Linked DNA regions of Homo sapiens: all the other regions are linked to region 1. A link is a loop called in an ENCODE intact Hi-C map of the cell type or tissue named here. Cell type or tissue: mammary epithelial cell. All regions are shown on one strand.

Evidence for each region. Hi-C counts contacts between places; a loop is a spot of excess contacts. Peaks named below come from ENCODE experiments on the same cell type or tissue, not always from the same donor. Only the 100,000 strongest peaks of a DNase experiment are listed, where the experiment ranks them.
Region 2: a loop joins it to region 1, with 15 times the contacts of the local background. A loop is called at or near these places in 11 of 110 quality-filtered maps.
Region 3: a loop joins it to region 1, with 6 times the contacts of the local background. A loop is called at or near these places in 47 of 110 quality-filtered maps.
Region 4: it touches region 1 in a loop (9-fold over the local background); 65 of 110 quality-filtered maps call a loop at or near these places.
Region 5: a loop joins it to region 1, with 6 times the contacts of the local background. A loop is called at or near these places in 9 of 110 quality-filtered maps.
Region 6: it touches region 1 in a loop (9-fold over the local background); 23 of 110 quality-filtered maps call a loop at or near these places.
Region 7: it touches region 1 in a loop (6-fold over the local background); 11 of 110 quality-filtered maps call a loop at or near these places.

Annotation. Positions count from the first base shown.
Region 1 is chr3:24,494,785-24,498,784 of GRCh38, reverse strand. THRB (thyroid hormone receptor beta) reads left to right here and starts at 3,935. Exons shown (of 11, transcript NM_001354712.2): 1 at 3,935-4,000. All of the region lies in intron 1 of THRB-AS1 (THRB antisense RNA 1), which reads right to left. RefSeq lists a silencer at 1,952-2,157. In mammary epithelial cell, CTCF peaks have their summits at 2,028 (motif pointing right), 3,011 and 3,543; DNase peaks (open chromatin) are centred at 3,164 and 3,764; H3K4me3 peaks cover 1,212 bases; H3K27ac peaks cover 1,033 bases.
Region 2 is chr3:24,638,598-24,642,597 of GRCh38, reverse strand. No RefSeq gene overlaps it. Among named protein-coding and RNA genes, the nearest start is that of THRB, 150 kb to the right of the region's middle. In mammary epithelial cell, a CTCF peak has its summit at 2,119 (motif pointing right); no DNase peak of the experiment used is centred here.
Region 3 is chr3:24,363,520-24,367,519 of GRCh38, reverse strand. The region is part of intron 1 of THRB (thyroid hormone receptor beta); the gene reads left to right. Among named protein-coding and RNA genes, the nearest start is that of THRB-AS1, 130 kb to the left of the region's middle. In mammary epithelial cell, a CTCF peak has its summit at 2,226; a DNase peak (open chromatin) is centred at 2,209; H3K27ac peaks cover 1,341 bases.
Region 4 is chr3:24,263,131-24,267,130 of GRCh38, reverse strand. The region is part of intron 3 of THRB (thyroid hormone receptor beta); the gene reads left to right. Among named protein-coding and RNA genes, the nearest start is that of THRB-AS2, 110 kb to the right of the region's middle. In mammary epithelial cell, a CTCF peak has its summit at 2,270 (motif pointing left); no DNase peak of the experiment used is centred here.
Region 5 is chr3:24,581,583-24,585,582 of GRCh38, reverse strand. No RefSeq gene overlaps it. Among named protein-coding and RNA genes, the nearest start is that of THRB, 89 kb to the right of the region's middle. In mammary epithelial cell, a CTCF peak has its summit at 2,410 (motif pointing right); no DNase peak of the experiment used is centred here.
Region 6 is chr3:23,996,638-24,000,637 of GRCh38, reverse strand. No RefSeq gene overlaps it. Among named protein-coding and RNA genes, the nearest start is that of NR1D2, 53 kb to the right of the region's middle. In mammary epithelial cell, a CTCF peak has its summit at 1,518; no DNase peak of the experiment used is centred here.
Region 7 is chr3:24,681,479-24,685,478 of GRCh38, reverse strand. No RefSeq gene overlaps it. Among named protein-coding and RNA genes, the nearest start is that of THRB, 190 kb to the right of the region's middle. In mammary epithelial cell, a CTCF peak has its summit at 1,503 (motif pointing right); a DNase peak (open chromatin) is centred at 3,178.

The sequences.
Region 1 (4,000 bases):
TACTTGTTCCACTCACACATAGCATTCTTGTTGCCCCATAAGCACAGAATCCCTGTGGGCACACAATGTGTGGGAGTTCTGCAAAACTCAAATTGAGTATGAGGTAAGCATGTCACATCAATGACTAAGTGAGGACACTGACAACCCCAAAATGGGGTTTGCCACGCTTTCCATTCCAACCAAAGCCTGATTTGAATGCAAAAAGAAGGTAACAACCAAGGAAACTTTCTCTGTCTTTTCTTATGTTAATACTTCTCTGTAACCACTTAGTTTGAAAATGATGACATAGAAGGAAAGAGAAAGATAAGGCAACCTATAGTTCCTTTTCCTTTCTGGTCTCCTTTATTCAAAAGTAAGCCAAAGGCAGAGTGTTGGTAAAAACGGGCATATATCAAGATATGAAATAAAAAAGTTAGTTTTGTGCTGTGAATTAGAGTGTACTTGAATTAGATAATTTTGACCCTGTCATCTTCCCCAAGAAGCTGTCTTTCCTGAAGGGTTGGAGTTCTTACCCAGCTGCTATGGACCAGAATCACTGGAGCCCTCATAGAAAAAATAAGTTCCAAGAACTAACAATGAACAGACAGAAGCAGAATCTCCAGGGCTAGGTCAGGTGGCTGCACAGCCAGCTTGAGAAGTAGCTGAATAAGCAAAACAATACCAGGGGTTCCAGTCCCAATACTCCCTGGCAAAATGTGGTCCATCTTTGATGGATTGGTTCAAGTGCCACCATTTTCCATGAAATCTTCCCTGATTTTTCCCTCCCCTCACGCCCACGTCTCTAACTCCCTGACCCCAAATCCTTCACTATATATTAATTATCTTTGACATCTAGGACATTCTAACTTGAACTTTGCTTCTCTGAAAAGACTCTGGTAACACTGAGGGCATAGCAGGGCAGGGACTAGGTTTAGGCAAGTGAGGCACTCATCCCTGGTGTGAAATTTAAGGGGATGCCAAAAAAGAAAAAAAAAAAAGCCTCAGTAAATCAGGAGAAATATTTTAATGCACTATTTTAAAAATCAAAATTAATGCAACAATTATTCATGATGAACAATACATCAAAATTTTAAATAAAGGCAGGCTCAGACCCTGCACTTGTATCACTGGCCTCACTCACTTCTGCCCAATCCGAGCCCTATGAGGTTCTGTTTCATTCATTTTCTTACACCAGTAGTTGCTAAATAAATAAATATATGAATGAATTGCTTTCTTGAACTGAGTCATCAGCTTAAAGGTATAGATCCTGGTAATGAGGATGTCTATGGTGAAATATGGGAATGGGTCCTGGAAACAGCCTTGGTGTGCCCTCTCAAGTCAGCTGGAACACATGACCACATAATCTAAAGTTTGAATAAATGTTCTTCCTTCAATCAAGTCATCATGACATTCTCCTCCATTGTCCTACCTTGTGTAAAACCAGAAAAATAAATGACATGATCTCTTGGTAACCCTTCTTTACCATCATCATGCAGCCTGTAGGACAGCCCTCAGAGGTCCTGTTCAAAATGGAACCCTAGTAGTTCACGTTATCATTAACATTGCAGTAAAACTGCCCTCCCCCATTGTTGTAGAACATTGTTACTACCACAGTCTCATGGATTGTTTGAATAATGCCACGCCCTTTATTTATTTCATGCTTTAATTGGCTCATTTCTGAATTTTCTGGGCAAAATGAGATCAGAAAGACAAAGCCCTTGAACAAAGAGAAGCAACAGTTTTTGTTACATTTCATTTTGTCCTCTGTATGTCTCCTTCTTAAATAATTTAGCTCCAAGTTATACTCAGGAAGAGAAAAAAATTAAAAGTTCCAGTAGGCCGAGAAGCCCATGATCCACCGTGTTGAAGGAAGATTTGCTTCACCTCACCACCCCCCAACCCCCTCCCGCCCCCCCGCGGTAATACTAAGCTGTTCACACGCTGTGAAGAAGACCCGAAGACTAGGTTGTCAACTGTTGGGGCCTACCTGCGCCAGACTTCTTCCTCAGTGGCCAGCTTTCTCACCCCCCGTTAGCCACCAGGGGGCCGCCTGCTTGGAACAAGTGGTGTAGACGCCACAGCTTTTCTCCAAACCAACCAAAACATTCCGGGGCAGCTTTGGAGCAAAGCCCAGGAACTTCCCTGCAAAGGAGAACAGCTCTCCAACTACAGAAGCCTGCAAGTCCTATGGTGCAGACTTATTAAGAGTAGAGAAGAAAGCACGGACTTCTCACCGAGGACCAAAGGGAAATGGGGTCTCTGGGGCCTGCAACTTTCTTAAAAGTGCATCAGTGAAACCCTGCTTATCCAGCGGGGTGGTTGTTAATGCTGTCAGCAGGGGTGGGGGGCCTCTCACCCCTTTCCCTGGGACGCTCAGAAGAAGCGAGAATAAAACATACATGTCACTGGCTGGAAATCTAGAGAACCTTCCAATAAATAACCTATACATTGTCAGGCAGCTGAGGATCCATATCGTCATAACTCTATTATACTGCGTGTTACACGAATAGATGTGAATATTAAATTATGATGTCGGAATTATTTTAATACTGTCTATAAGAAATTAATTGTACTCTGTTGTCAAAGTAGTTTTGTTGCAACTATAGTTCCTTATTGACTACCTTTTAGCTGAGTGAGGACTCGGTATTTCCCAAGTATCCTTCTAGCTCAGAAAGCAAGTCTCTTCCTGGTCTCCAGGACTTAAGGTCGGGGGCATTTGAGAGACCTATATTTGCCCGGGAAAGATCTCTTGAAGAGTATACATTATTTTTGTCTTCCTGGTTTTATCTATACATTTCCAGGGCAAAGACAAATTAATAGGGCGGCCGTTCTGGGACCTGAGGAGTGTCTCAGCCCTGTACGCGCCTCTCCCACGATATGCATAATGGCGGTGGGGGCGGGGGTGTCCTCCTTAAGGGCAACCCAGGCACGTCCCAAACTTCCATTCGTGGGGTGGCCGTGGTGGTTAAGAGAGCTGCCAGATGGTCGGACCAGCGGAGGCCCCAAGAAGAGCCAGAGCGCCCTGTATTCCCGACACGCGCCACAAGTGGTTTAGGAGCGGAGGGAGGAGCGCTGCGGCACGGGTCGGGCCGGTCGGGCCGGGCAAAGAAGGCCGAGACGTGCTCCTGGAAGACTCGCCCTCCGGTCCCGGTGTCACTCGTTCCCCATTCTTTCCTCTTCTCCAACTAGAGTAATGACGCCCAAACCCGCACCTATGCGCGCAGGCAATCGGGTGGGTGGACGCGCGGCCACCAAACCCACAGCACCGTCACCAACCCTGGGAGGGCACGGCCGGGATTAGGAGGAGGGGGAGCGCCCACACCTGGGGAGGCAGGTGCGGAGGCGGCCGGCCCGGGGACCTCGAGTGCGTAGGACTCGGGGTCGGGGTCGGGGTCGGCAAGCCGGGCGCTGTGAGCGCGTCGGAGCGCTGGCCCGGAGCCTGGCAGGGGGCGTCTGTACCGGCTGGGCAGCCCGGGGCGGTGGCGATGGCTGGCGGCGGCGGCGGGGTGTGCGCCAGGAGGCCATTTCCTCGCTGCGCCCCTGGCGGAGCCGGGTTTGCCTGCTCTTGGCCGCCGCCGCCACCGCCGCGCAAGTCGGACAGCCGTGAGGGCTGGAGGGGAAACCAGGTCACCGGTTCGCAGACGCGGCGCGGAGCAGGCGCCCCGGGCCCGGAGTAAGACAGCGCCCGGGAAGCGGGCCGGGGCGGGCCGGGCACGCGGGGGACCCGGAGAGGCGGGGACTCTGGTGCCCCAGCCGCAGTAGCTTCCTACGCCTATAAAAGTGGAGAGACCGGGGAGGTGCGGCGCGGCCCTGGCTGCGGCCGCCTCTCTTCGCCCAAGGAGTTGACATTTTGCAGGACTCGCGCGACGCCCAGTCGCCGGCGCTCCCCGGGACCCCGCCGCCGGGAGGAGGGGGCGGAGGAGGGTGGAGACTGCGGGGCTTGGCCAAGGAAGGCGCACATCCTCGGGCGGGCGGCCGTGACGCGGCGGGGATTAACTTTGCATGAATAATGTGAGTGCGC
Region 2 (4,000 bases), 140 kb before region 1:
TCCCCAGACCTACTGAGTCAGAATTTGCATTTTAGCTAGCTCCCCAGGTGACTCTCATGCACATTGAAATTTAAGAAGGCCTGCCCTAAAAACAGGGCCAAATGGTGGAAAGTGGATACCTAAACAACATATAAACAGGTAAGTTTTGTAGAAGGAAAATTGGCTGAGGGAAAACAGTCACTAGTTAGTTCTGAACCACATCTGCCATGCTATTCCTTTATAAAAGCACCACTTCTAATTGAGTCTGAATGTCTAAGGTGTATGGACTTAATAAAATCTTGAGTCTTTTAGGTCAAAAGGCATTGTTGATTTTTTTTTCCTTAATATGGATGCCTTTAGTGTTTTTAAGAAGTATATTTTTAAAAATATATTTCACCCCTCCTGTCCAGTGCTTTAAAAATAATAACTTTGGGAAAGGAGAATGGAGGTGAATTCCTTGCTTTTGATCATCCGTGTTTCTTAAGAGTGCCATTCTCTTTTATCTGCACTGAAGCGAGTTGTAGTTCCAATAAAATTGTGGACTCTTGGGGGTATCAGTGACCCCTGCTTCTTCAGTCACAGACATAACATGACTTATTTTGAGGCCATTAGAATTCTGAGCTCATGGTGCACTGGCAAATGGGATCTCTGCTCATAGGCATTCTCCTTTTCCCCATCAGGTTCAAAGATAAAATCATTAAGATTTTCAAGAAAGCAGTAGCAGAGCGTTGAACCAAGCATGAGTTCTTTCTTGGAGGCTACTTCCTTCCTAATGGTTCTATCCAGGAAGTTGGGCTCAAGGACCTTCTATTTTATTACTTCCTGTTGCCACTATCCCAGTTCTAAAGGAATTGTTTATCTAGTTTTGAAAATGAAAGCAAATCTTTCCCCTTTAGTTTTTCCTAAACCTTGTGTCTATACCCAGAATTCTCTCCATTTCCCTAAAGGCTTAAACCATTTGCTCAGACCGACCAAGAAAGCACATGGGCTTTGTGTGTCCCTATCTCTGCCCCTATTTCTTGACTCTTTTCCAGGTTGGCCACTGTGGAGGAGCTTTCTGGGATCTTCCTTGTGTTTTCTGGCGCCTTACTTCCCCTGCTGGTTTTACCTGTTTGATAGATAATTGGTAAAGAACACCTAGCCTATCCTGGCTTTTTTTTCTAGAGTCTGGTTTTGACCATTTTGTTTCCAGTTGCAAAGTCACTACCCAGATCAGATTTCTTAGGACTAGAACAGCTTGATTAAGTCTTCCAGGTGTGGAGAGGCTCTGGAAATGTGCTCAGGCAGCTTTATTCTCAAGAACTAATGCATTATGGTTAAATAGGGCTGTATAGGTCAAAATAAATTGGCTCCATGGAAGAGTTAAAGATGCAATGAAAACTATGCCATTTATTCCTAATTTTGTAATAAAATATGACTGACACCAAATAAAATATGACTGACACCAAATTTCTCCTTCAACACACATTCTTTAAAAAAAACTCGATAAAATCATTCTTATTGAGAACAGATTTTGATGTTTCTTTTAGCTCCTTAAATAAATAACCAGATTTCTTTTAAACACAAATTATACGGATATAGTTAATTATATGTAAATGAAAATGTATTTAAAATATTTGATATTGCTGTGTAAGTAATTAGTCAGAAGCAATGTGAAAACCATATTGACTGAAAGTATTTTTATTTTAAAATTGTCTGCCTTGCAAAAGGAAACTGGCATAGACTACTGAAGGAATATTTCTCTCCTAAACACTTTATTGGACTGCCTGTGTACATAGAAAAAGCAGTCTCCCTATGTGAATATATGGGTGTTAAGGTAAATGGAGGGAACTTTAGAATCACTTACAATCATTTGTTTATAGTCATGGTTCATAGATGAAGGAAAAACAAATTCTGGCAAAGTAAAAACAAGTTTAATTGCCTTTCTCACCGTTATTATCTCATTAAAGTCAAGCGCTGAAAGCCTGACACTTCCAAGTAAGAGCAAATTACTTTGCATACATATCACTACCTGTTTCTTTATCAAAATTCAAGTGGGGAGCACTTGAGAAGAAAAAGAACATACGATTTTTAGGTCACAGGAATAAGGGTACAGAGAGAAGGTTGTGTATTGATAAAGGCTATTGCATTATGTCACTCCAGAGGGCACCATTTACACTGCATTCCACATCAGGCAACACAGTGACCCTGGCATTCATTTTCCCATTGTTTCTTAATGTTTCTTCTCATTTCCAAATTTGGAACAGAGGTTAGAAACATGGTGACTGCTTAGTTTTGGATCATCCCACTTCTCCTGGAAACCAAATAGAGCAACAAGGAGAACAAAAATAAAGTGATGAAATACATTTTTGGTGAAAGTAGGAGACAGAGAAAAATCCACAAACTCCAAATTATGTGTAAGTGTGGCCAAAAGAAACTGAGATCAGCAAGTCCTGTGCAGGAAGCTGTCACAGCGTACTGGGGTAGAACAGGGAATAGAGAGGAGGCCTTTTGGTATCAAATGTCAGAAATCAACAAATATCCCATTCTAAGGAAGACATATTTTAACAAATTAAATATAAGACAGTATAATTGCTGGAGAAGGTAGAGAAAGGCATGAAAATTTGGAGTAGAACCCAGAGAAGACAAATATCAAAAAGTGACACCTTAAAAAAATAAAAAGAAGAAGAAGAAGAAGAAAAAGAAAGAATGTTTTGGAAGACAGGGGCTATGTCTCCTGGTAGTAGCAGCCAGCGAAGGACCCTAAGGAGTTCAGGAATGGTGATAGAAGCATTCCAAAGTCCAGTCAGTTTCTTAGAGCCAAAGGAAGGCTGGCTACACAGCTTTATCAGCAAGAAACAATCCATCATGGTAGCAACAAAGGAAGAAAAAGCAGAAAAACCCTGGAAACTCATCTATTCCCACCGCCCACCTTGTACTCCACAGAGAGAGGAACTTCTGCAAATAACTAGTCCAGGACAATGCAAGTCATTCAAATTTGGTAACAGGAATAAAAATAAACTGATTTTCAGTTTTAGCTTTGACAAGTGAAGAGCTCAGGAGTCGTCACACCATCCTTATAACAAGCAAAGGCTGAACAAACTAAAAATCAATAACATATCTTAGATATATTAGAGAACTGAGGTTGCAAGGCAAGTCACCACCCTGAAATCTGGAGAGACAGGTGAATCTAGGTTGCTGGAGACTGAGTGTGGACTAACTTGAGAATGAGAATATCTTGGGGGCATGCCTTTTGGTAGGCTTTGCCTCCAGGAGTCATACCAACGTCTCACAGTGAAGATCCAAGAAGCCCCTCATGACTCTAGGAAGAGAAAGCAGAAAGAGTAATTATTGTGAAATATACCCAGAGTATTCTCCATAACAAAAGCCTATTCTCCAGGGGGAAAGAAACTGTAAGAGCTTTATCCCATCCAGTGGAAGGGCCTTCTCTGACTTCATCCTCCTCTAATCTGTCTCAACTAAAGGGTGGGGGTTAGGGAAGATAAACTAAAAAACATTTGAAGAGGTCATGGTCCAGGAACACAGGCTCTGAAAAAGAATAAAAATTAATCATAAGATTATAGAATGCTTTCCCTGTCCCATACCTTACCACTACAACAACAGGACTCTAGTAGAACGGTGAATTTAAACTATAAGAGCTGCAAGGTGCCCTCAGAGGAGGAGTTCTTAGGGAAGTTTGAAGACAATAAGAAGACAAAAACAATGACATCAGAGGAATTTGAAGCCTTTGGCAACTACAGCTACAAAAAACATGAAATATAGCCCAGTTCTTCGCCAAATTAACATAAAACTTTACACTAAAAGTTGATTTACTATTAACCAATTTATTATGTCTAGCTTTCAACAAAAAATTACAAGGTATGTTGAAAGGCAGAGAAAACAGTCCAAAGAGACAAAGTAAGCATCAGAACCAGACACAGATTATAGAATTATCAGATGGAGAATTTAAAATAAATATCATTAATATGTTAAGACCTCCAATGGAAAAAGTAGACAACACGCAAGAACAGATGAATAATAT
Region 3 (4,000 bases), 130 kb after region 1:
AAGGCTAGCTTACTAGACTGTGCAGTAACCCAGTATATCAAGCCTGAATGTTGGTATGTATCCATTGAGGAAATAAGCCTAAGGAATTGTTATTTCATGTCGCTGCTAATCCCAGTGTGGTTGATAAAGACCACAGGGTTTGCTACCCTGTCTGTAATTTCTAAACCAAAGAGGTTTGATACATAAAAGGGTTTTTACCATCCCTTACTCTAAATTGACTGAATGTTTAACCACCAGTCTGACTTTGAAGGCTTCCCCGATCTCTTGCCATGTACAAATGCTCAATCCCTCTTCAGTGTATTCGTTGACCTCTGTCCCTACTTCTAATTGCTGTGAAACATCTCCACGTCCTGCTTCCAGCCTATGCTGAAAGTTCTTTGAAGGTAGTAACTCTGACCATTTGTATACCAGATCAGTCCCTGCCATCCAGCTAGTGTTTAGCACACATTTGTTGAAGGAATTATGAATGTGTCATTAGTTTTTCAAATGTTGATTAGCATTATTTGAAAGTGAGAGGCTGTGGTACAGTCACAGAAAAAAAAATTGATTTGAAATCAGAAAACCTGATGAACAGCAGTACAAATAACTTGACTTCTAGGAATGGTGTGGTGGCTCACACCTGTAATCTCAGCACTTTGGGAGGCCGAAGTGGGTGGGTGGATCAAAAGGTCAGGAGATCAAGACCATCCTAGCCAACATGGTGAAACTTCATCTCTACTAAAAATACAAAAATTAACCTGGTGTGGTGGCATGTGCCTGTAATCCCAGCTTCTCGGGAGGCTGAGGCAGGAGAATTGCTTGAACCCGGGAGGCTGAGGCTGCAGTGAGCCGAGATGGTGCCACTGTACTCCAGCCTGGTGACAGAGAGAGACTCCTTCTCAAAAAAAAAAAAAAAAAAGTGAGAGGCTGTGCTATAGTCACAGAAAAAAAATGGATTTGAAATCAGAAAACCTGATGAATAGCAGTTCAGATAACTTGACTTCCGGATCCTTAAAATGATCAGAGTACACGTGCTTCCAGGAAGTAGAGAGACTGATAGGTTGATGGGCAAAGACATGAGTGAAGAGAGCAATCAGCAGCCGTTAGGCCTTGGTCCCTCACTCCCGCCATCGCTACCACCTGGTCATGACTGCCTGGAAGCATGGGGGTAACGATGAAGTAGAAGAGGACTTCTGGCTAGGATTCACCCCTTTCTAGTCTAAGATTGGCAATTCTCTCCATGTTCCCAGAAGGCAAGATGGCTACAATTAGTATAAGTAGAGAATGCTTGTTATATAGGAATAGTGTCTGATTCAACGATGGTTGATAGCTATAAGTACCATAGACATATGTGTATACTCTACTGCCAAAAACTGGAACTGGGTAGGGTAGTATTGTCAGACATAATTTGCTTTTTAATTTGGAAAAGGTAATAATGCATTTCAATATGCAAATAATATGTACCTAACCTAACTGGTTAATATTGGACATAGCCAAGTAAACAATTCTGACCTTCAAAATGCACAGGATTTTAGCCAATAAATTTAGTTGAAGTCAAAATACGCCCGATTAGAATATCTTATTTCCTCCTCTTAAGTTTTCCAAATGTGATAGAAGTTACTTGAATTTTCTTTTACATTGCTTTGACAATAGATTGAAATTATTGGTGGGAGAAATAGAAACTCTAAATGAATTAGTATTCCTCATGAGCTTCTAGAAGCCATTATAAAATAAGTAGTCAATAGGGAAGGAAATATAAGGCATAAGAATTATAAGGTATACTGTTTGATGAGACTTCCATAAAGTAATTGTACCATGCAGTTTTCAAACTTTTAAAGTTCAAACTCTTAAAAATAAAATTAAGGTTTCTAAGAAAATCAAATTAATTTTTTCCAGCTGATAAAGATTATCCATATGGCAATTGACTGCTGCTGTTTGCAGTTATCATATTTCTTTGTGATTCCCAAAGTGACAATCCAGTTTACAATAATAAGCTGGTAATGGATTTGCTCTTTACAAAGTATCTTATCTATGGCCCAAGTTTCTAAAGATTGAACTGCCCGGGGACCTTATAAAGCAGCCATGTTACTAAAGTTGTTTAAGCAGTTCCAGTCTGTTGAAAAGCTTTAGTTTATTTGTTTTTATAAAGTCCAGTGACACGAAGTTGGCTGGAGATTCTGTGGCATGAATCATTTCCTCCCTGCAGTCTGTCAGCTTGCAAACATGGGCAGAGGGAGTGCCTGTTCTGCCCTCTGCCTGTTCCTGCACACTCCCAAGCTTTTGCAAGTTGGTAGGGGGGTAAACTTGATGCAGTGACTCTTTGCTGGATTAGTGTACTCTTTCAAGTAACTGTTGGTGAATAAGGCAGGAAATTATGTTCCTGGATAAGAAATGACCAGGCTAATAATACATGTGGCAGGTAAATGATTTTTCTTATAAACACAGGGTTTAGAAATATGTTTTTGAATTAAGCAGTTTACCTGTAATATACAAGGTATACAAAATCCACTTCTGGCATATTCTGTATATATTTGGAAGTAACATATAAGTGCATAAGATTTTTGAAAATGGGCATTCTGATATGAAAAAGCTAGGTATTTACACATAGATATGTACATGTCTATGAGCTAAAATCTTATTGAAAATTATGTAATTTGATTTTTGGTATTTCTCTAAAGCAAAACTAAGTTTTCTAACATTTAAAATATCCTCATTAGGAGAAGTTTTCAAAACCTATTGTTCTCAGTTGTTTGTCCGAAAAACGTTACCTGTAGAGGCTGCTTTCTTTTATTTGTTTATTTTTATCCCTGTAATTTTTCACATGAGTACCCCCAAGAGCCCTTTCCCTAGAGAACAGTGTAAATCACACCAAATTATTATGTCTTGTTTGTACATGGATGATGAAGCAGAAAGATTTTGGGCTTTGGAATTAGAATGAAGTTTGAATTCTGATTTGTTTACTACCTACGTGACACAGAACAAGTTATTCAATCTTTTCAGATCTCAGTTTTCTCATCTGTAAAATGGGGATGACAACACCTACTTCATAGTTTTACTGTAAGAATTGGAATTCATTTGTGGAAAGTTATTTTTATATTATAGATCCTTACTATTAGCTATTATTACTAAAAATATAAAGTGCCTGACATATAGTAGACATTTAGAAAATGTGATTTTCTTCCATACTTCAACCACTGCATGACTTCACTCAGGTTGGCATAATCAAGTTATCATTCCATTAATATATCAAATGACTGAGGATACTGATAAGAACTCTTGATTATAGCTGATCTCTGTTTACATTTTGCTCATGCTCCTCTGATGCCATTTCCAAAGCTACCCCCTATCTCCTGGTTCATTTTTTACCACCATATGCTTTTCCATATTGGTTTGCCGTGTAGCCTTAAATGAATAAACATTTATATTAAGAGTGGCAAGGCCTTTATAACTGAACCCAGTATGTACTTTGTTTCATTAAGACTTAGGTAGAATTCTAATGTTTGCAGTTCAAGACAGTCATTTTGGATATGTGGATTGAACCTTGTATTACTTCTCAGACTCCATCCATCCTTAGTAATAAAGTGCATAATTTGGGACTCATATAAGAAATGGAAAATAATCACAAACTGTTTAAGTGTTTTTATGTATATTAGAGAAAGAATACTGCCACATTTTTCTAATTTCTTTGTTCCAAGCATAGAATTTTAGATTTTGCCACGAGCCGAATACACAGACATGACTTTTTTTTGGAAATTATGAAGTGTATTACTTGAAATTAATGAGCTTAAAATGTCAAGTCACTAGTATATTTCTTGTCTTTAAATTGTATGAAGGACATAAGAAACTCTTGTCTGTCAAACTCATCACAGAGTTGCCAAAAGATGTTTCCTGCTTATATATCTTTTCTTCAGACAACCTTCAAAAAGTGTTTGAAAAATTTTTTTTGATCTAGAGAAAATATTTTAATCTTCTATCCCTTGAGCTTCACGTTTTGGTTTAGCCAAACACCATACAAATGAAT
Region 4 (4,000 bases), 230 kb after region 1:
GGTTCTCAGTTTGTTTCTCTCGTTCTGTCCCCCCTTTTCATCCCTTTTCATCTTATTCTGTTCTTTTATAATCTTCTTTTAATCTTATTTTATTTAATTAAGTATTCAGGGGAAACTTTCTTATTTTTCTTGGGTTATGTTTTCTTTATAGATGGAGCTATTCTATTTCTTCTCTCTTTTTCTCTCTCTCTCCTCCACCTCTCTCCTCCCTCTCTTCCTTCCTCGTCCTGTCCTCCTTTTCTGTCTTCCTCTCTTTCCTCCATCCATAGGTTCATGTTATATCTTTTCATCTTATTTATGTTTAATATGGAAGGTCTGTCCAGATTTTTTCACTCTACTAGAGTATGGGTGAATTTTTATTGGCATTTTCTCCATGTCATCTCAAAATCCTTCATCTTCCTCACTGAGTACATTTTGTGGACTGGGTATTAGCTTCCAACATCAGTGTGTTGCCTTTGCTGGGGACCTGGGCTTGGCTGGCTCCCTCTTTAAATCCCATTCGATGTGCTAAACCCGAGTCCCTTCCATCAGCTGCAGTGGATCCTGTGGCTGTGGGCTTCAGCTCTTTCACTAATTTGGGTCAGAGCCCTGCCTCTGCCAAGGTTTCATGACTGTACACAAGAGCTCCTGTTTTCTAAGGTGTTTTTCTTGACTTTTTCCAAGCCTGCCTCTTCACTACCCTCAGATCATTTCTTCCCAAGTCTAAAGTCATCATTAGAGATTCTTTGGATTCGGCCCACTCCCTTTCTTTCCTCAGTATTGTCTCAGAGGTGGAGGAGCTGGAGCCACACCGCCACAGCCCAGCTATTCCTACTCTTTAGCCAAAACATTTTAAGATGAGGATATGGCGTTACACTCCTTTCTTGGTTTTGTGGCTCCTGGCAACACTTTGTTTTGACTTGTTTTATTTTAATATATGTTTTTGTTCATTCATTAAGTGTTAAAAGAGGGCAGAGACTCTATGATCTAACTTCACTCTACAAAATTATCTTTTCTCCCTGTCATCTCAAAAACCCTATCAATTTCTATACAAAATGCAGTACTAAACAGATTTTGAAAGTTTAGGGAAGATTAAAATTTCAATGCCAGATATTTAATTTCATTATTATGACTGTGAAATAGATGCATTCTTTGCAGAAATTTTAATACAAAAAAGTATTATAAAGAAAATACAGACATTCATTCTCATATTATTTTTGATATTCTTATACTAATTTGCTTATCTGTGCATAGTTCTTAAAAATTGGGTTCAAACTTCATATATCATTTTTATTTTGTTGCTTGTCTTTCCTCTAACAGTACCCTATGAGTATGTAACGTAGCCTTACATATTCCTTGAAATGATATTTTAATAATTTTGAAGCAAATTAATACACTCAAATAATCTACGATTGGACATTTATGCTATTTATAATTTTTGTTAACATTAATGCTGGGATGAACATCCTTCTATATAAATCTTAGGATGTATTTCCTTTAAAATATGTTAGTAATACTTTTTAATGAAGACATTTCTAAGATAAGTATTCTTTGCCTTAGCAAAATAATTTAATGGACATTATTATAAACCTTGATTATTATACAGTACCATATAAGTAGATAAAGAGAAATCCTGCACCTGATTAGACTTAGAACATAAAATTTTGAATAAATTTAAATATATGTCCCTCACTAATTTTTCCTCATAATTTCAAGGTCTAAAATCATGTGATTTCTGATCAATTCTTTACTGAGAAGCACTGAGACATTTCCTAAATTATTTTCATTATTTCCAAAAAATACCACTTTTAATGTCTTGATCAGTGCCCTTTGGCTTTTTCTTCAGAGTTCAAAGTAGCATAGTGATTCAGTGAACAAACTCCAGGATCAGAAAGGCCTGGGAGCTGCTCATTACTTGCATGATCTAATGTTCCCTCCTCACCTCTTTCTTCACTTTCTTTCACTGCCCTTCTTTCTGTCCCCCAAGTAGACCAAGACCATGTCCAATTTGGTCCCTCCTATTTTTTCCAGTGTAATACTCTTCCCCCCAGTCTACTGATGGCTAACCCTTTTTTATCCAAAGGTCAGTTCTCCACTCAGTTAATGTTCCCATTAACTTTCCCCTCGAGGCATTCTCTGTCTAATTACTCTGCTTTATTTTCTTCATAGTATGCGTTATCACTCAAAAGTATCTTAATAATGGCTCCCATTGATGGTATTATTAGCTTACCTCATCACCCACAATTCCCTTCCACCCACCTACGGTTCTGGGGCCCTCTGCTGTAAGGAGGACTGCCCTCTTGTGGACTTTTAGGATATTGCTACTAAAAGCACAAAGTCCAGTTTTTTTTTTTTTGCAACAAGATTGCTGTTTTAGGGGGTTCTCTAAGTGTCAAATATTTGAAACATTGATTTTCAGGTTTATTCTTTTTTTGATTAATTGAAGTTTTTAATCTACCTGGAACAAGAATAACTTAAAATGTGAAATGACCTTGGTAATAACGATAGTTCTGTTTAATGAATGTTTTGTCAGTAGCAACCACTGTCGTAAACTAAATGAGATAATATATGAAAAATCACTTAGGACAGTCTAAGTGATTTTTCATATATTATCTCATTTAGTTTACGCATTGTCAGCTGGGAAAACAAGGAGATAATTTAAGACATATAAAGAAAGCTTTTCCAAGTGTCAGGGTAAAGCTGATTCCCTATGTCCAAACTTTGTCTGCAACTTTTCAGGAAAAACAAACAAACAAACAAAAAATTTAAGAGGTACAATAAACACAGTTATTTTTTTAAGCACCAAGGGGGCCTGGGTTCTCTACTCAACTCTGACCCTAATTATTGTGTGTCATTTAGAAATTTGTCTTTTCAAGGCCCTAGTTTCTTCAAACGTAAAATGAAGCTTTGCAGAGAGCTCATGTTCAAAGGTCCTGAGGCAGAAGAAACAGTGATATATTTGAGGAAAAGAAGGAGGTCTGTGAGACTAGAATGGAGTGAGTGAGGAAAAACAGCCAGAGATGCAATCAGGGGGAATGGGGAACTTGGTTTTTACCCTGAGTGTGACAGGAAAGCATTGCAGGGTTTGGTGCCCAGGGATTAAATGAACTGACATGTAATTTGGCCAATAGACATTAATGTCAGTAAGACATAAATATGTTCTGCCAATGCCAAGCAGGAGCAAAAACATCATTTTTTCATCTTTCCTCAGTTCAGTGCCTCCAAAACTCTAAGAACTGAGACATCACTTTGGATGATGACATAGGACTTGTGTACTTATTACATGTAGTATCAACTGTCCATTAATACTTTTAAAACCCATGCTTTCCAACAAAGTTACTTCTTTAAAGCTTCCAGAGGTCATCTTTAATTTATGAATGAAAGATATGTTCTAAAAATAAGCTATGTACTAGTATAATTATCTATGTCTATATTTAAGTCAGCAAGTATCTATTCTATAAATGTTTATTGAGTGCCCACTCTGTCTAGGCCATGGTGCTGGTATGGAAGGAATGCCAGCAAAAAAAAAAAAAGGCCTGTAACCCCAATCCACATGAAGTTTACTATCTAGTGTGTCATTAAGTCATTTCCAGTATAATCTCCAAAAATAATTGAGGGTGAAAAGCCAAAATTTAAATACTAGGAAACTGGACATATAAGATATATTATGCATATTGGTGACATCATAATATAATTTTAAAAGCGTGGACTTTAGGATCTGACACATTCTGCTTCAACTTCTTGTTAACTATGTGATCTTGAGCAAGCCACTTTACCTCTCTGTGCAACTGTCTCCTCATTTGGTAAACAGAGATAATGCTCCCTAATTCACAGTGGTTTTGTAAGGATTAAATAAGATAATGTGTATAAAGAGTCTGGCATACACATTCGGTACATGGCAGCTGTTGGGTGAAAAAGAACAGGAAAGGAGAGAGAAGAAAATTGGAAGCAGTCCAGCAGGCAAGGTGGGATTGGAAGAATGCCAAAAGTAGCAAAATATTTTAATGTTGCACATAAATGA
Region 5 (4,000 bases), 87 kb before region 1:
GAGCAAGTATAACGTCTGGACAAAGCTTACCTAGGAAATTCACAGAGCATGACAGGTTTCCTTACTTTGCTGCACTATGATATAATTAATTTGAGAAGGGACATTTGGAGCATCTTAGAAGTCTGCTTTAGGAACAGTGATCATAATATAGTAATTCCATCTCTGTTCTAGGGAAAAGAAGAATAACCACATGGGCCATGTTGTAAAGCGTCTTTGCCCAAAAAGGGCTTTTTCAAGAATTTTCACAATGGTAAATTAGTCATTTGCAACTTGAAACACATTTCCCTCTAGAAGTTATGCATAAATAGCAGTGTTTTCAGGTAGGAATTTCTTGCCAGAATTTCATGGGAAACGATTTTCCAAATCCTAGATTCCAAGAAAAATTGAAAAATCAGGAAAATAGGGAAAAGAATTATAATTCTCCTGCAAGAATTAAACCTTACCAATCAACCTAGACACCTCATTGGTTCTAAGAAATGCATAAATATCAAATCAGAAGCAAGAGAAGTAAAAACTGACACAAAAGATTGAAGGTAAAAGTCAAGGTTTTCAGGCACCATAACAGGTTTACATAGGAGAGAAACAGCCAGTCTAATCAGTCACTCTCGCTCGCAGCTGCCGTGTCGTGTGTATTCATAGCCTATACGTATGGTATCCTTCACACAAATCCTGTGAGAGGCATTCCATCGATCAAGTTTGAGAAACAAAATATATCCTTAAGTGGGGAATTTAGACACGTAGTTTAGTATTGTGTTGTTAACTTACTAGAAGATGTAAATGTAACATTATTTGAATACTACCAAACAATGTTCACTACCATTTTCCAGTATTTAAATATTCACTGTAGGCTACAGTTCTTAGTAAATATTTTTCTAAACTTAATATTTTTTATTTATTAATCAAATATTTCTAGGTAGCCACAATCATGCATTTTAAGAATATGAAGACTGTTGGACATATTTTAAGAATAACATAATTTTGGAAATTCCCAAGAATTCCAATTTCTTTTTCTGAATTCCAAATATTAAAATGTGTCAGAACTTGGAAATACTAGCAATTTTCTTTCCAGGCATAGCAAACAGACATTTATAGTATTGCCTGCCCAGCACTCCTCCCTTCTCCTGGACCCATGTCCTTCTCCCCTCCCCCCCACACAGCCATAGTAAAAGCTGTCATGCTCTTTCCCCTGGCCACACACGATTGGTCCAAAGATGATCACTAATGAGTTCTCTGAATTTTTTCACATTGGAACTAGGAAAAATAGTCTACTTCCACCTAAAGACAGAAGCTACGAAATGTAAACAGTACGGAGAGACATAGATGAGCAGCATGGAGAGACATAGATGAGGAGCATAGAGAGAAAGAGAGGAGGATGTCCAAGTACCAAGTTCCCATTGTCTATGAATCCACCTGCCCCTCTGTCTTTCCCATGGGTTGGTTGTTCAACTTTGCCCTCAACAACTATCATGGTTTCCTCCTCTTTGCTTAAGTACTTCAGGCTGGGTTCTGATTTTTACAATTAAATGAACAATTGATTAATACATGGTGTTAACTTATTTAATAATAATGTAGTTAAAATATTTGACCTCTGATCATAAAAAATTATAACTAACAATAACAATCGTAATAATAAAAAGAAAGATGACTTTTAAATGGCAATGCTACTGCAGCCGTGATGCAGCAAGTAATCATCAGATATCAATATCTTGGGGTGAGTTAAATTATCAGAACTCCAGGCTAACAGGGCAAGCTACAGGTTCCCAAAGCACCCTACCTTTCTTTTCTTTTCTTTTCTTTTTTTTTAACACATTCATCTGTTTCCCTGTTTAAGTGGTTTGTCTCACTCACAGCCTTTAAGCTGTGTTAAGTGTAGGAGTCATGACTACCTTCTTCATCGCTATATCCTCAGTACCTAGCACAGAGTCAGACACATAGCAGTTGCTCTACAAAGATTTGTAGAATGGGAACTAAGAAACACATAAAAGTAGCAGCACTCTGGGTATGTGGATGAGGAAAGACTGAGAGCTGGACATTGGACTTGACCCCGGTACCTTGACTGGTAAGAGGAAGGAAGGTTTATGCACTGAACAAAACTAAGGAAAATTCCAGACAACAGGACAATATTGGCGGCCTGACATTAAAGGGCCATGGTCATGAAAGGAGAGAGGAGAGATACCATCGATCACAGAACCGTCTGGAATAGCCCCCAAAAGGATCCCAGCCATCACGCAGCTTCAACAAGATCCACCAGTGTCAGCCTCGGGGATCTGGAGTAGTTCTTCCCCAATCCCCAACTCCAACCCACCATATGCTGAATTGGACCGGCAATAAATGGAATTATGAAGGCTCAGCAAAAAATTCACCTTGGATTTATTTGAAAGCAGAAGCCACAAGAGGGCAGAATGAATGCTGAGGTTGGGGCTTGTTGCCTGTCCTGTCTCAGCTGCCTTCAGTGATGGGGTTGTGAGGGTAGACAAAAAGTTACTGGAATTTTAAATTGGGGGGTTTTAGCTCAAGTGAACTTTTTTTCAAATGCTAAAAATGAAGGACTATCTCAGACTGGAGAGTTTACAGAGTAGATAAATACTTTAGGCTGATTGAAGATGAAGGAAAACGGGTTTTAAGGCTGAGAACTAGAGAAAGGCCAGGTCTTTAGAGCTTAGTGAATGCAATTCCAAGGAGTTTGTAACTTTATCCCCTAGACCGCTACTACTCAAAGTGTGGTCCGTGGGCAAGCAGCGTTGTCATCACTTGTTCAAAATACAGAATCTGGAGCCCAGACCTATTGAGTCAGAATCTGCACTTTAACAAAATGCCCAGATTGTTTGAGCTCACATTAAACTTGGAGAGGCATGAGTCTAGACAATGGGGAGTCATTAGAATTTCATGTGGGAAGTGTCATGATAAATTTATGTTTTAGAAAGGGGATTGTAGAAGATTGAGTAGGGGACTGGCATTGAGCCACAGACCAGTTAGAAGGATATGACAGCTGTTTAGGCATGAAACGTTACAGACTCAAACATCAAAATGAGAATTTTTTTAAAAAAAGCAGAAGCAGCATATACAATTAAGATATATTTGAAAGATAGAATCAGTAGGACTTGATGGTATATTAATTAGATATCAGGTTTAAAGAGGAGAGAGGGGAGAAGTACAGTAGGTGTATAGATTGTTTGCCAGATAGGCCAATGTGGCAAATAATGATACAACTCTTTTTAAGATCAAGAATACAGAAAGAAAAACAAGCATAGAAATAAAGAACTATGATTTTAGCTTTTGACATATTGACATCTTAGGTATGCCTAGAAAGCAGGTGGAAACACTGGTGGGAAAACCTCACAGCATGACTGTGAAAATTAAATAAGGCACTGTAGCAAAAACACGTGGCAAATCATCAAACACTACAAATACATTAAATAGCATTTTAAACAACTTAGAGGTTTTTGGCCAGGAGTGACGGCTCACGCCTGTAATTCCAGCACATTGGGAGGCTGAGGCAGGTGGATCACTTGAGGCGAGGAGTTTAAAACCAGCCTTGGCAACACAAGACTCTGTCTCTATAAAAAATACAAAAAGTAACTGGGTGTGGTGGCACACACCAGCAGTGCTACTCGGGAGACTGAGGTGGGAGGAGCGATTGAGCCTGGGAGGTTGAGGTTGCAAGTGAGCTGTGATCACGCTGCTGCACTCCAGCCTTGGTGACACAGGGAGACTCTTCTTAAAAATAAAACTAAGATAAAATAAAAACAACCTATAGGCTTCTTTGCAGTATGCTTTCTTTTATATTATCATTTTGGTTAGGTAAGGAAGGATTAAGAGGCATCATTATTATCCTTGTAAACCCTAATTTGGAGTTCTAATAGCAGACATGAAGGTGAATATCCAGCAACAAGGACAGCAAGGAAGAAACCTAAAAGAAGAGGAATAATTTGCAAACAGTTTAGTGATGATTGAAAAAAGTAATATATACACAACCAGAAGTCACCAATAGTATGTAGTA
Region 6 (4,000 bases), 500 kb after region 1:
CAGTTTCTACATCTGTTGAGTGGGAGAACAAATCATACTTTGTACAGTCATGGGGAAGATTAAGTGAGAAGATTAAGAATGTAAAGAGCCATAGAAGCAAGTATATACCAGGTGTTCAACAAATATCTGCCCACTTGGTCCTCCTCTTCCTCCTCCTCCATTCATTAAATATCTGATTCTGACCATATATAACTGCAGGAGGATGAAAACCAAAGCCATAACCATAACCAAATCAAATAGAAAACTTTTTCTGCAAAAGTATGTCAGTGGTTCTCAAAATCAGATCCCTGGACCAAGAGCATTAGCATCACCCAGAATTTGTTAAAAATGTACATTTTATTACCTCACCCCAGACCCACTAAACCAGAAATTCTGAGAGTGGGACCCAGCAATCTATGTTTTAAGAAAGTTTGGCACCATTGATACACACCAATGTTTCCGAACCACTTGTATGATAGTTCTTTCATTGCATCAATTTAATTCATATATTACATAGACTGTGGCTAGGTCTAAACAATCAATCTAACAATTGCTCATTCTCTTTTGTTTTATAGAGTGCCTTCAGATTAACTTATTCTGATTAAATCTCTCTCCAGGAAAGAGTAAACCAAGTAAAATGGTGTTACATTAAAAACGTTACAGAAAAAAGACTAGCTAAGCTATTTATGTGATACAGAAAGATAAATGTAGAGAAGTTCTTCTTGAGAAAACTATTTTAATGGCCAAGTAGAGAGAGTGAAGCCTAAATTGGAAGCATTATCCCTAATCCCAATAGCAGGTTAGCACAAGTGACCCTTCAAAAATCCAACCATTTTCACAATAAATACTTTTTTCTTTTAATTTAGCTGTTTCTATTCCAATCCCTTTAACTAAAGTTTAATTACTAATTCAGCTGTCCTGTATTCCTGACCTGAAATTTTTGGAAACTATAAGGCAATTTTGATTTAGAAACCAGGCACTTGTCATTAGGTGCAAACGTTTACGTGCTGAAGACCTCAAACTATTGAAAGTTACAAAACAAGAACTGGGTGTGGGTTGGGCAGCTGAAACCAATTATGCAGATTTGGCATCTAAAGAAAATGGTACATCTGAATACTTAGAATGAGTCCCAATTATATTCCAGTTGTTTTCATTTTTTCCAATTGCTGCAACACTCCTCCACATCCCTCTCCCAGGGCGGTACTCCTCCATCCTTGCTTGCAGATGATTTCAATTGTTTTCCATTTTTTTAATCTTCTCTTTTATCTCAGATGCTTTTCCTTCCTTCCTCATTTCATCATTTTTTTAACAAGACAGTCATGCATCTGATGATTCTACAGATGCAGGGATTTTTCTTCCTGTCCTTGAAGTGACAGCTTGTCTTTCCCCTCAAGTGTCTTTGTCGCAATGCCTGATAAACTGTTTATTTTTCCTAACGGCTTTCCTTTTTAGCCTGAAAAACAAACATTAACCAAAAACCTCCTTGTTTCACTAAATTGTCACTTTCAATGCAATCCCTGGTGCTGGAGCGCCGCCTGCTGAGTAAATGAGAATTAGCAGGTCATAGTGCCTTTGGTTTAGCAGCAGAAAAAATAATGGGCCATTTTATCATCAACAGATTCTTCAGAAATGACTGACTGGTGTAACATTCTGGATATTGTTCCTTCCCCAACAATGCTGCTGAAGTCATTGTACATTATTTATAAGAACCCAAAGTATTTTTAAAACTGCTTATTTTAGGCTGGGCGCGGTGGCTCACGCCTATAATCCCAGCACTTTGGGAGGCCGAGGCGGGCGGATCATGAGGTCAGGAGATCGAGACCATCCTGGCTAACACGGTGAAACCCCGTCTCTACTAAAAATACAAAAATATTAGCCGGGCGTGGTGGCGGGCGCCTGTAGTCCCAGCTACTCGGGAGGCTGAGGCAGGAGAATGGCGTGAACCCGGGAGGCAGATTTTGCAGTGAGTGGAGATCAGGCCACTGCACTCCAGCCTGGGTGACAGAGCGAGACTCCATCTCAAAAAAAAAAAAAAAAACCTGCATACTTTAGCACCATCTACTAAAAACTCAGCAAAATGTCCTCCATAGAATAGGTGCTCAATAAAAACTTGTAGATAGCAGTTTATTAATATCATGTGAAAACATTTATCAAACTGTATTTCAGTTGTCTACTTCTCTTTCTCCCTAAAAAACCGTAGGGCTCCTTGAGGGGGAAAAAAACATACACGTTTTTTTAAAAAACCTATATATTGGCCGAGTGTGGTGGCTGACACCTGTAATCTCAGTACTTTGGGAGGCCAAGGCGGGCAGATCACTTGAGGTCAGGAGTTTGAAACCAGCCTGGCCAATATGGTGAAATCCCATCTCTACTAAAAATACAAAAATTAGCCGGGCGTTCTTGCAGGCGCCTGTAATCCCAGCTACTCAGGAGGCTGAAGCAGGAGAATCGCTTGAACCTGGGAGGCAGAGGTTGCAGTGAGCCAAGATTGCACCATAGAACCCCAGCCTGGGCTACAGAGAGAGACTCAGTCTTTAAAACAAAACAAAACAACAACAACAAAAAAGATATATTTCACTGTAGGTATTCAAAATACATTTGAAGAATACTGATTAAATAATTCTAAATATTTAATAGTCATCATCTCTAGCGCCCATTATGTGCTAAGAACTGTTCTAGCTATTCAACAAACATTTTCTCTAATCCTTAAAACCTGCCCGACAATTTTTGGAAAAAGCTCATCAGCTGTAACTTGACGTCCCAGCTGAACGCAAAACCCTCATTTCCAGGGCTTCTCTGTTACTCTGACACATTCTTTGCACCTGGTTTTTCAGAAGCTTACATTTTATTTTTTTTTTGTTTTTGTTTTTTGTTTTTGTTTGTTTGGTTGGTTTTTTTGTTTGTTTGTTTTTTTGAGACACAGTCTCACTCTGTTGCACAGGCTGGAGTGCAGTGACGCGATCTCGGCTCATTGCAAGCTCCACATCCTGGGTTCACAACATTCTCCTTCCTCAGCCTCCCAAGTAGCTGGGACTACAGGTGCCCGCCACCATGCTTGGGTAATTTTCTTGTATTTTTAGTAGAGAAGGGTTTCACCATGTTGTCCAGGCTGGTCTCGAACTCCTAACCTCAGGTTATCTGCCCACCTCGGCCTCCTAAAGTTCTGGGATTACAGGCCTGAGCCAGCGCATCCAGCCCGGAAACTTACATTTTCAACAGTAGCTTGAGACATTTTCCTGTCAGTGGTCCTTACACAAGGTGAGAAATCATGCACTGACAAAAATTACAAACCCAGGTGTAGTAGATGAAAGAAATGGCCGCCAATTCTTTCCCTCCTTGTACCTACACCCTAGTAATGTGACACTGTAACTCCTTCCATCAAGGAGTAAAGTGTTTTTCTCCCCTTCTTGAATCTGGACTGGCCTTGAGATTTTCTTGGGCCTATACCTCAAAAAACCTTGCATGCGTCTGTTCTCATGCATGGAACCCTGAGCTGCCATGAGAATGAGCTAGCATGGGAAAGAGTGAGTGATCACATGGAGAAAGACTGGCCATCTCAGCCGAACCCATGGTCAGTCAACCCAGCCAAACTATCAGCTGACTAGAGACACATGAGCAAGTGCATCCAAGACCATCCAAACTCAACCTGGACCAGAAGCTCTTCCCAGCTTATCCCAGCCCAAATTAAAGAACAACCTTCAGAATCGTTAGCTAAATAAATAGCTATAATGCCATATAAACCAGAAACATCACCTATTATATATTATAGCCTTAAACGGTTAACTTGAATCTAATCAAGACTCAGATCTAACTTCCAGTTCACAGGAAATGTAAGATAAAGGAACAAGCTAACTGATGTTTTGAGGTGAGGCAGGAATACATAAATACACACATAGACACACGCCACACACACACCAATTTACACTCTTACTTTAATGGGTTAAGTTAGCCAAAAGTAGTCTCAAAAAATTTTTAAAAGGATCAAATTCATGTCCCAGAATTGCCCAGAATGTTTACAGTG
Region 7 (4,000 bases), 190 kb before region 1:
TTGAATATTAAATTTTTTTTTCAACTAACACTTTTCAAACTAATTTTGAAGCATTTATTCATTGTATCCTTTAATCAACAAATCCTGTTCAGTCATCTTTTGTGTACTGGTTACCACTGTGTGTTGAGAATAAACACTAATTACATGTTGACTTTGGATAAATAAAAATATTCAGTTAACTCTTCCGAAGCCTGCATTTTATTTTTCTGTTCTCCATTTTTTAAACTGTTACTTTGACTTGAAGATGTGGCTATGATTATTTGGAGTCTCTTTCAGCCTTTTATTCATTATTTATAATTTTGTGTTTGATTTTTATATAACAGACTTTTTCTTCACAGATGGGTAGGTGCTATGGTTTGAATGTACCCACCCAAACTCATTTGTTGGAAACTTAATCTGCAATGCAGCAATGTTAAGAGGTGAGATCCTTAAGAGGGCAAAGCCCTTCTTAATGAAGTAATGCTGTTATGGTGGGAGTAGGTTAGCTACAGCGGGAGTGGTCTCCTGATAAAAGGACAAGTTTGGGCCTCTTCCCTCCTCTTGCATGGTCTGTTTCTCTTTCGCCTTCTGCCGTAGGATAACGCAGCATGAGAGCCCTCACAGGTGTGGGCTCCTTGACCTTGAACTTGCCAGCCTCCAGCATTGTCAGAAACCTCAGTTCTTTATAAATTACCCAGTCACAGGTACTCTGTTATAGCAGCAGAAAACACACTAAAACAGTAGAATTGACCTGGGTTCTACAGGAAAACATTTGCGAGACTGGAGATTAAAAAGAAAGTGAGATCATCCACCCAACCCCCCATCTCCCGTCAAAGTCAGATCCCTAAGGCAGAGGTCCCATAGATCAGGTTACAGAGAAGGTGGCAACTGAAGGAGTGGGCCAGTGCTTGCCAGGCTTACTTCTGTAGAGAAGCTATAGAGCTGGAGTTTTGTAGAAAATCACCATGACTAGTGGATGGGCAGAAAAGTTGAGGATCATCCTAGAAATGGATCTAAGAAATGATTGTTAGCAGTGATAATGAAACTGATTTCTATCAATTACAAGTGTAATGTGAGCAAATACTTGATGATACAAGAAAATCAGCAACAATAGCCACAGTCAAGTGGTCATTTCAAAAGGAAATTTTTTAAATAGCATTTTTTTCTTTCAATACCTGATACCACAGCAACCAATGATTCTAAGTAAATATCCAATTTAATAAAATTACATCTTGGTTTCCCATTAAATATAAAATGTAAATTAATATATATTCACGGTCATGTTTTTAACAATGTCACATACTACAAATTTTAGAAACAAACATTTAACAGAAATGAAATACTCTGGTATATAAAAAGAATCATAAACCTTTGTTTTGTCCTGAATATTAAATAAAAAATAACAAGTTTCCTAAGAATGTGATAATGATCTGAGCAGTAAAGACCTTGAAAGCTAAACAAATTTTGTAGAAATGACTATTGAGATCTGGCACAATTGAATGAAAATGTGGCTCAGAAGTACCACCAGATGGCAGGAGAGGAAAAAGAATTCCAAGCGCAACAAGATGCTCAGTTTGCGTGCCAGGGGGTGACATTTTTTAAAATAAATATTTGCCTGCTAAGCCGTCAGCTTAATATTTCCTCCTCTCCAGCTATTGTGAGGACATATAAAGTCTCTGAAATTAAGTCAGGATTTCAGGACATTTTGCAAAAACCTCTGTAGTGGAAACTTGATGCATCTCTTAACTGAAATTCAGCCATGGAAAATGCCGGTAGGCATCACACCTATGAGTCCCAGGGGCCTCCAGGATCGGCCTTGTAGTCTTGGTCCTGCCATTAACTGGGAGCAAGATTGGGAGCAAGTCACATGACCTAAGCTCTCTGGGTGGCAGATTCTTTTTTTTTTTTAATTGAGTACATCAACTACTGCATAATACTCAAGACCTTATAATTTTTTTTAAAAAAAGGGGCGTCCTCTGAATACTTTTCTAACTTTTTCTTCCTTTTAGGCAATATTTAACAAGATCTGTACTACTATCTAAGATTTCAGAGTTAATGGCCTTGATATAGAGCTGCCACATTGCCCAACTCCACGGTGCCATTGTCATACAATCTTTGCAAACACAGCAGCGGCCAGTTATGCCTTGAACCTCCTGAGTAGCTGCGTTCAGTGGCCCTGCGCTGTTGAACTGCAGGTCAAAGAGCTTAGTGATCTACAGATTCTCTGAAAGTATTTACAACAGCCCCAAATTGCAATTCCTTTATAATTTCCCTAGGCAACTTTTTTGAAAAGGCATGTGTGTGTCTGCGTATGTGTCTATGAGGAATGCATTACATTATGATATGATATGACTTGACTTTGACTCACAAAGTCAGAATTTCAAAGTTTGAATTCTTTCTTTATCCCTTACTTAGCTGTATGGCTTAAAGCAAATTACTTAAATCCTCTGTGCTTCAATTTTCTCATCTACAAAGTGGGGTTAACAATAATTTCTATTAAGTAAAATTATTGTGAACAGGGCAATAAAACTTTCATAATCACTTTGATAGTCTTACCTTACAAAATAGTAAGCACATTTTCAAAAGGACATATGTTCCTTATTAAATATAGGCAATTGTTTTTAAAATATTTGAGGATTTTATCATTTTGTTGTAAAATTGATTAATATTAATTTCAATTTTGCGGTTTTCCTTTCATATTTTTTTATCTTTTTTTTTTTTTTTGAGATGGAGTTTTGCTCTTTTTGCCCAGGCTGGAGTGCAACGGCGCAATCTTGGCTCACTGCAACTTTCATCTCCCGGGTTCAGGCCATTCCCCTACCTCAGCCTCCCAAGTAGCTGGGATTAGCATGCACCACCATGCCCGGCTAATTTTTTGTACATATATATATATATATTTTTTTTTAGTAGAGATGGGGTTTCACCATGTTGGTCAGCTGGTCTTGAAGTCCAGACCTCAGGTGATCCACCCACCTCGGTCTCCCAGAGTGCTGGGATTTACAGGCATGAGCCACCGCGCCTGGCCTCCTTTCATGTTTTCGCCAAGTCTCTCATACCTTGTTTTTGAGCCATAGACCATAGACACTGTGCCTGTAGCGGTAATAGATAATACATCTCTCACTGAAGTTTAAATGAGCTAATCCACATGAAGTGCTTCAAACTGTGCTGACCCATAAAAAGCTTTCAACGAATGTCAGCTGAGATTATTCATCATCTTGATTTCCTAACTCCTGAGGCTATCCTGAGACATAAGAAAAGACCAACAAGAACCAGAATGTTGGCTAGCTAGCTAATAGTTCCTAACCCTGGCTGCATATTTGAGTCGCTCACAGATTTTAAAATCCTGATACCCAGGCCACTTGCCGACTCAGTTACAACAGACTCTGGGAGTGGAAGTTGGGCACTGGTAGTTGTAATGCTACCCAGATGATTCCAATGAACAAAGCTGAAATCACTTAGCCAAGCACAGAGGTATACATTCTTCATGCGCCTCCACAGTCATTAATTCGCCTCTTTCAAAAATAAGAATGTTTTTCTTAAAGCCACGGTTCTCAAAGATTAGTCCCCAGACTAGCAACATTGGCATCATTCGGGAACCTAGAAAAACCCACATTCTCAAGCCCCACTGAATCAGAAATTCTGGAGGCCCAGCTATTTGTCTTCTAACAGACTTTCTGACACACAGTACCTTTTGAAAACCACTAAAGAGACACATCTATATTCTGTCAACTCTCAAGATTTCATAATTGACTATTTAAAAAAAATAATTCTAGGACAACAGGGCTTGAAAATGTCCAATATAATTTGGGTCACAGTACAACATTTAATTTTCTTCATAGAGTTGACAAGCAGAGTCTTAACACCTCCATCTCAAACCACTCGCTCAGGTTTAACAGTCACACTTCAAACAAACAGATTCAATTGTCAAAATTATCTTTCTTCATATACTATATGTTCAACTCACCCAGTCCATACTCAGTTTTCTCAAGAGCTGAAGGTGTAGCGAGTGGAGTCAGAATTT